Linked DNA regions of Homo sapiens: region 2 is linked to region 1. Evidence: read pairs that join two places in POLR2A ChIA-PET (ENCODE). Cell type or tissue: Caco-2. All regions are shown on one strand. Region 1 holds the start of MIR6124 (microRNA 6124). Region 2 overlaps MICAL2 (microtubule associated monooxygenase, calponin and LIM domain containing 2).

Region 1 (4,000 bases):
AAACTTTTATTCCAAGCTCAAGTCCAAGGTGACCACCTGGAAAGCCAAAGCCCTGTGGTACAAATTGGATAAGCGTGGTTCCCACAAAGAGTATAAGCGAGGGAAGTCGTGCACGAACACCAAGGTAAGGGGAAACCCTCCTAGTCTTACCTTTGCAGGGCGTGTGGGTTGACATTTGGGAGGTTAGGAAGCTGTTGCCATTTTGGCACTCTACGGTTCTTAGGTGTGGGTGTGAATGTTGCATTGTTTTCCTCCGGTAAAGGTTTCCTTTGTCTCTAAGCATCAGCTTTTCCTGGCTGGGAGGTTCCCTCCACTCGTGCCCTCTCCAAGGGAGGGAAGCCAGAGGCAAAGTTGAGGGAGAGAAGCCCATGCTTGATATTACCCCCACTTCTATTATCCCTGCTGCCACTACTACTACTTCTAGTAGCTGCTATTTGTTGAGCAGCTTCTAGGTACAAGGTACTTTATGTCCATGATTTCAATGAACAGCTACAGCAGTCCTTCAGGCCATTTTAGAGATGGGGAAATTGAGAAGTCAGTTGTGCCCAAGGTCACACAACTAGAGGGCAACCTTAGTCCATCTGATTCTAGGGCCTAAGACCTAAATCTCAGGGAGAGGCATAGTTACAGAGTTGTGTTCGCCTGGGTGTGGACATTTTAGAAAGATCCCCTGGTTTTGGATTAATTGGCTAAGAAATAGGTCTAGGTCCTTACTGCCTCTTCCTCCCTGTCTCTTTCTCTTCCTCCTGATACCCCTGCATTCTCCACCTGCCCACTCCCTTCCTCAGGATGCATTTCTCTACCTAGGACCACACTCATAGTTAAGCCTACACGAACTGGTTGCATCCCCCATCATTTGGCCATAGACAGCATCGGCGAACATAGGCTCACTATCGCAACCTTTCTCTGACATTTCTGAAATGCCCAGCACCAGATGGGCAGGTGGGAGTCCAGGCGTCTCAGCTGACTTCCCTGGTGGCCGTTGGGGACTACCAGCCCTGAGCACTGGTGCAGGCTGTGTGTTTAGGTTAAAATCGAATGTGCTGTATTTAGACCTCACAGGAGGTAGCTCAGCTAGAACCCTAGGAATTCCAGCCGGTGCCAATCCCGGGACAAGAGGATTGAACTCTCCATGGCAGTCGGGACTGTTGTGTTTTTGTTTTGGTGGTGAGAAGCTGTCGAGTCCACCATGGGATATGCTGCTTTCCACTGCCCCTGGGGAGACAGCTGCCAAGCTCCTGTGAGCCTGGGGCACACTGACACTGCGGGACGTAGGAAAAGCATTCCATCAGGTTGAAACAGACCAGTCGCCTCAGCCCAGAGCAGACTAGCTATCCAGGCAGTGCCTGTTTATAACCTACCATGCTCCAGCTAGGCAGAGGAGATGGGGGAGGTAGGGAAAAGGAAGGGGGAGGAGAAGGTGAGACCAATGTCCTGGGTGCCACTCCTGCCCAGTGCCTCCCTTCCTCGTTGTTGTGACTTCATGGTTCAGAGTTCACGGGGTGGCTCTTCAGAGTTAAAGGAGGGGAAGCTTTTAGCTTCCAAAGTGTCATCCCTCTTAGTAATTGTATATGGTGGCTTCTTTTTTTTAAAGGTCCCATAAAAGTCAGGTGGCCCAGTTGCACTGTGTTCTCTCACAGAGGGTTTTCAGAGCTCTGGTTTTTATTAGGGAATGCTATTGCCCCATACACCCAACATGTTGTGGCTGCTGAGGGACCCTCTTGGTGATCTGAAGACAGATTGTCACAGGGAGTCAGCCAGCAGAGGGATGGAACGGAGGGCTGACCACCAAGAAGAGACCCTTCTTCCAAAACATACTAGCCAGTTGCCTAGCTGGTGTGGCCAGCCTCTATTTTACAAGCTTTGGTAGCTTGAAATAGAACAGTCATCACATCTTGTGGTTGGCAGGTCACCACTGGCTTCTGTGATGCAAAGGGAAAGAAAGCTCCTTTTGTTAGGGATGCTGGGTAAGGTGCCTCTTGCCCAGGAATTTTTATGCCTGTCTTGTGAGGAAGAACAAAGACATTTCACATGTGAGATAACCCATCTCGTAAAAACCGCCTGAATGCTGAGGACTGGAAGATACATTTGAGAATGCATTGTAAGTATGAACTGTGACTGTGTTAGGCTACTTGAGCTGTGCTTTTCAGAAACCCAGCTCAAAATAACCACAAAGAACAGGAAAATCATTGACTCATATTAACAGGAAGGTCCAGACACTTTAAGTCCTGACCTTAACTTGGGTGCTTTGATGCTTTGCTCTCTATTGGCTCCATGCTTCCCTCCTGCAAACACATTTTTCTCCATGTTCGAAGCCTCTCATTCACATCTTTATAGCTCCATTCCAAAAGGCTGGAATCTGTCTCTTCCAGGTCAATATTGAAAAAAACCTCAGAGAAGGATTCTAATTGGCCCACTTCTGGATTTATTATGGCCAAAGCCAGAGGAACTGGCTACTGTGATTGGCAGCCCTTTCAAGCATCACATGATTGATGTGAGGGAGGAGCAAATCCCCAAGGATGTGGGAGTGTGAGACAGATAATCAACAGGTGTCCTTGGCTGGGCGTCGCGGCTCACGCCTGTAATCCCAGCACTTTGGGAAGCCAAGGCAGGTGGATCACTTGAGGTCAGGAGTTCGAGATCAGCCTGGCCAACATGGTGAAACCCCATCTCTACTAAAAAATACAAAAAAAATTAGCCAGGTGTGGTGGCAAGTGCCTGTAGTCCCAGCTACTCAGGAGGCTGAGGCAGGAGAATCACTTGAACCCAGGAGGCATAGGTTGCAGTGAGCTGAGATCACACCGCTGCACTCCAGCCTGGGTGACAGAGCGAGACTCCATCTCAAAAAAAAAAAAAAAAAGAAAAGAAAGAAAGAAAGAAATAAAAAAATCACACAAAAAATGGGTGTCATCTACAGTGAGTGTTGATTTGTATTCTGGCCATGATACAGGCCCCTGGCATATCACATTCATGTGTGGGTGGTTAATGGCCAGCTCCATGAGGCCGGTGCTTGTACTCCTTGTTGTGAGTCAAAACACAGAACAGGGGTCCTCACCTCTTCCAACATGAACAGACACTGTCTTGCTCACATACCATGTTCAGGCATCCTTTGGTGTCATGGTTTATGCTGAGCATTAGTCAAGGAAGAAATGCTGGGCATTTGCATACATGTGGCTGATCATTAATGCTAAGCCAGATGACACAGGTTTGTCAGGTACCAGGCATAAAGCCAAGCTCCTGGTTAGCCATAGGCAGAGCAAGAATAAATGTAATTCAGCCAGAACCCCGACCTTTGTGCTAAAGTGGATGCATCTCAGCACCACCTGGAGTGGGTCTGGGCTTTAGCATTTCACAAGCATTTATCAGCCGCTGCCATATGCTGAGCACCATGCTCCTGCCTCCGTGCCACCATATGTGCGTGTATACACACGTGCGTGTGACAGTGGTGAGAGATTGGGGACCAGGATCTATTTGGAGAAGAAGGACGGGCTCTAATGGAGGTGTCAGGGGACAAGCAGAGTGGCCTGAGAGCTCTCTAGAGCAGTGGCTCAGGTGCCAGTTCCAAAATCTCACTTGGGATTATTGTTTATTATTGATGATTATTTATGAGGGTATTATTGGCACTGAATATTAATAATTCTTTCCCTGGGCGTGACTGTGTTTGGATAAGAATGAGGGTGAACTGAGGATCATGCCAAATGAACTCTTTCAGGATTGATAACTGGCTCTGTATTAGGGTAACACCTGACTCGAATGTTACACCCGACTGAGTAGTGTTACGGAGGAAAACGACCCAGAAGAACCTGCAATATGTAATTTGGTGTGGGAAATGCTATAATCACAAAATTTTGGACTCTGGTTATCTTTATATATAAATCTTTAATGCTAGAAGGAACTTAAGCAGATGTTATGTGCAATCTCTGCATTTAACAGGCCACAAACTGAGGTCCAGAAAGCTGAAGAGAGTGGCATTACTGGGATTTGGACTCTATTTACTGGT
Region 2 (4,000 bases), 94 kb after region 1:
TTTTAGTTGACCATTCTTTCTGTTTCCTTTTGGCCCATTGCCCTGGAATCGCCCAGGGGTACTGCTGCCCTGGCCCGTGCCCTCCCAATTCACAACTAGGACTATAACTGACCAGATTTGATGCCACAAGCTTTCCTCACCCAACCTGTGCCACTGCAGGGGAACAGGACACCTAAAACATCCTCAGCGGGCCAGTTTCAGGACCTTTGTCCAGAACCAGGTGACACTTAATCCCAAGGACAGATCCTGGAAAGAATATCCTGGGGTGGACAGGGTTGTGAGTAAAGCCCACTCCGTCAGACCAGGATCACTCCCACCCCAAAACCAGAGCAGCCAACCTCGGGGAGAGCCCCTCCCGGGCCCACCTTGTTGTCTCGGGCCTGTCTGGGAGTACAGTTAACAGAAGCCCCTGCAGGGTTGGGGTCTGGGTTGGGGGTGTATCTTCCTACCCCTCCCTCTTTGCTGCAGTGGCAGTAGCAGGAAGCAGAAGCCCACGAGGTCCCCAGCATTCAGTGTGGAATTTCTAAAAGCCTTGGCCTGGCATTTGAAGGCTCGGGATAAGCCATAATACACCCACTCTTCTCTCCCGATCCCCAGGAATCTATGCGAAAGTCATTTCCCCTTAACCTGGGAGGCAGCGACACGTGTTACTTCTGTAAGAAACGTGTGTACGTGATGGAACGGCTGAGCGCCGAGGGCCACTTCTTCCACCGGGAGTGTTTCCGCTGCAGCATCTGTGCCACCACCTTGCGCCTGGCCGCCTACACCTTTGACTGCGATGAAGGTAACCCCAGGGGCCAGGGCAGCACTGGGCTCTGGCCTTGGCCTCAGGTGTGACCTTGGCTCGGGTTCCTGTCCCTCTGGTGGCTCTAGGACACCCAAACATACCCAAAAGGAAGTATGATGTCATCAGGAAAGCTGCTCAGGGAGACTGGGAGCTCCTGCTAGAAGGGGAGGCTGCCTGTGGTCCCAGGGAAGGGGTAGCATCAGCACTGTGGTACGGCATACCAGGTCCTGGTGGGCACCTGTGTGCCCAGGGCTCTATGTACCTCTTCTTATGTAGCCTCACCACCCTCCATTGTCCCTGTATGGCCAAGAAAATCCAACCTGATACTCTCCATTGCATGCTCAGCACCACACCTGGCATGCAGTAAGGTTCACCAAATGATGCAATGTTAATATTACTTACATAGTATGTGTTTTTAAAATAACCATCATAATGATATTCCCTCTGATAAGTGGCCTAACAAAGACATCAATGGAGGAATCATGCTCATCGGAACGAATGATTATTTTCTAATTTTCAGCACTTGACATTTGCTCTGTCACCTATAACGAGAGGCAGTATAGCATGGTGCTCAATACACACCCTCAAATTAAACTGCCTGGGTTCCACTCCAGAGTCTACCACCTCCTAAGCATGGAACCTTGGGCTTGTTACTTAAACTCTTCGTCCCCCAGTTTCCTCATCTGTAAAATGAGGTTAACGGTAGTCCTTAGCTCTCAGGGTGGTTGTGATGACTGATGAGTTAATTCATGTGAAGCTCATAGCATCATGCCTGGCATACAGTCATTCCTATGTAAGTGTCCCCTACTGTTACAATTTTTACTATTGCTATTGTTACCAGTGCAGCAGTGAGCAAGGAAGGCTTGTCTGGAAGGCGCACAGTGGTCCTGGGCAGTGGCAGTTTCCCAGTGCGTGCCCCGTCTGGGTCTTTTCCTCCCCATCACTGCTGCCATTTGCTCTCAGCATTTCCCACCCGCCAGGTATTCCACAAAGAAAGACTGAGGGTGTTCATACTCGAAGCTGTCCATTTAGCTGCCTGGCAACCGGTCTTATGAAGAAACTTGGCCTCAGTTTGATTTGGGGATTTTTTTTAAATGTTGTCCTATTTATTATAAAGGATGCAGAGGAGCAGCCAGATGGAAAAGAGGCATGGGGTGTGGTATGGGAGAAGGGGCTCAGAGCTCCCATGCCCTCTCCGGGTGCGGGCATGCCACCCTACGGGAGCCGGCATGGTTTGAAGGTCTTAGCCACATCCCCGGGAGCCCCCCATTGCTGGAGCTTGTCTCTGAGGCAGCAAAGGGCCCTCCTACCTTATCTCAGTGCCACTTCTTTAAGGAAGGTGACAGAAGCCGTTTCCCAAGTTTGAGCCACCCTGGGCTATTTCCATCGTTACTATTTTCTGACTTGGACAGTGGTGGGCACTTGGCTTTTGTCTACTTAGCTCTAGTTTACAGGAGAAAAATTTTTCTGTATGTGTGTGCCTCTTTTTACAGGCAAATTTTACTGCAAGCCTCACTTCATTCACTGTAAAACCAATAGCAAACAACGGAAGAGACGGGCAGAGTTGAAGCAACAAAGAGAGGTATGTTTGTCTCAAACATGCTGGTGAAACGGGGAAGGCCCCTTGATAAGGGTTTCCAGTGATCCTCAAAGTTAGGCCAGCTTTGCTGGCCCTAGAGGGATTGAGATGACTCACAGATAAAGAAGAAAGCCTCTGCTTCCTGGTGTGGAGGGTTCTTTTGCTTCAGTCTGTTCCACAGCCTCTGGGGTGTGTCCCATTCCAGATGAGCTCCCAGGACAGTAGCCATGCTGGCTTCTCATAAGAAGCCTGGAAGAGCTTGCCCATGTGGCAGGGATGGGGTGATATGCTTAGCCACACAAAAGCCACATGGCCCTCTGTACCTGGAACCCACCTGGCCACAAGGTGCTGTTTGCAAGAATGCCTGGTATAGGACCGACCCTTCTACATTTTCCAAGTCCTCTCCCAGGCTCTCGAAGTCAACAAAGTGACCAGCCCACTGAATTCATAGATGGTTTGTGGAAGCATCTCTTCTGGCATCTCTTAGCAAATATCTTCTCTCGGGCTTGATTAATCATCTACCACTAGCAACAACCCATAACTTAAAACTTTTTTCTAATTAGCCAAATATATAGGTTCAGTGTAAAAACATGGGAAGGAAAGAATATAAAGAAACAAAGTTAAATCACCTGTAACCACTCTACCCTGAGAAAACCGCAGTTGACATTTTGTAACATCCCTTTCCAGGCTTTTTTTCTATGTGAATGTATTTTAACCAAAGTGGAATCCTATGCCTAGAGTTTTATATTCTTCCTTTTCTTCACTAACTGTATATCAAGAATAGTTTCCCATGACATTAAATTTTTTTATGTTGGAGCATAATTTTTAATGCCTTTGGAAGATTCTAGTCTATAAATGGTCAATAATTTACTTCACCACTTCTGTATTACTGGATCTTTACGTCGTTGGAATTTTTTATCTTACAAATGTTTTTACAGTGTATGCTAGTATGCATGTTGTTATCCATATTTCAAATTATTTACTTGATGTATATCATTAGGAGTGAGATTGCCGATCAAAAGGCATGCATATTTTTGAAGGCTCGTGACTCCTATGGTCAGTTGGCCCCTAGAAAAGTGCCCGTGTTCAGCACCGGCTTCAGCATGAGTCGGGGGGCTGAGATTATTGTGGGGGCTGGTTGCAGGGTCTGGCGAGTTCAGTTTGTATTGGCTGTTGGCTTTGTTGAAGTAGTCCTCTGGAAGACTTACAGACAAATGCCCTCATTTCCATCTCTTTCTCAGGAGGAGGCAACATGGCAAGAGCAGGAAGCCCCTCGGAGAGACACTCCCACCGAAAGTTCTTGCGCAGTGGCCGCCATTGGCACCCTGGAAGGCAGCCCCCCAGGTATCTCCACCTCCTTCTTTAGGAAGGTGCTGGGCTGGCCCCTCAGGCTGCCGAGGGACCTGTGTAACTGGATGCAGGGACTCCTGCAAGCTGCTGGCCTCCATATCAGGGACAATGCTTACAACTACTGCTACATGTACGAGCTCCTGAGCCTGGGGCTGCCACTCCTCTGGGCGTTCTCTGAGGTCCTGGCAGCCATGTACAGGGAATCTGAGGGCTCCCTCGAGAGCATCTGCAACTGGGTGCTCAGGTGCTTCCCAGTCAAGCTCCGCTGACATGGCTGGCTGCCC

What was found. ChIA-PET counts read pairs that join two places held together with the same protein. Peaks named below come from ENCODE experiments on the same cell type or tissue, not always from the same donor. Only the 100,000 strongest peaks of a DNase experiment are listed, where the experiment ranks them.
Region 2: POLR2A ChIA-PET joins it to region 1 with 5 read pairs; 3 of 35 experiments call an interaction of 5 or more read pairs at or near these places.

What each region holds. Positions count from the first base shown.
Region 1 is chr11:12,162,296-12,166,295 of GRCh38, forward strand. It overlaps MICAL2 (microtubule associated monooxygenase, calponin and LIM domain containing 2), which reads left to right. Exons shown (of 28, transcript NM_001282663.2): 3 at 1-124. It overlaps MIR6124 (microRNA 6124), which reads left to right and starts at 1,388; the gene lies at 1,388-1,472. RefSeq lists an enhancer at 1,129-1,628. In Caco-2, no CTCF peak of the experiment used is centred here; DNase peaks (open chromatin) are centred at 1,320, 1,976 and 2,496.
Region 2 is chr11:12,256,188-12,260,187 of GRCh38, forward strand. MICAL2 (microtubule associated monooxygenase, calponin and LIM domain containing 2) reads left to right here. Exons shown (of 28, transcript NM_001282663.2): 24 at 598-784; 25 at 2,281-2,369; 26 at 3,608-3,710. Among named protein-coding and RNA genes, the nearest start is that of MIR6124, 95 kb to the left of the region's middle. In Caco-2, no CTCF peak of the experiment used is centred here; a DNase peak (open chromatin) is centred at 2,464.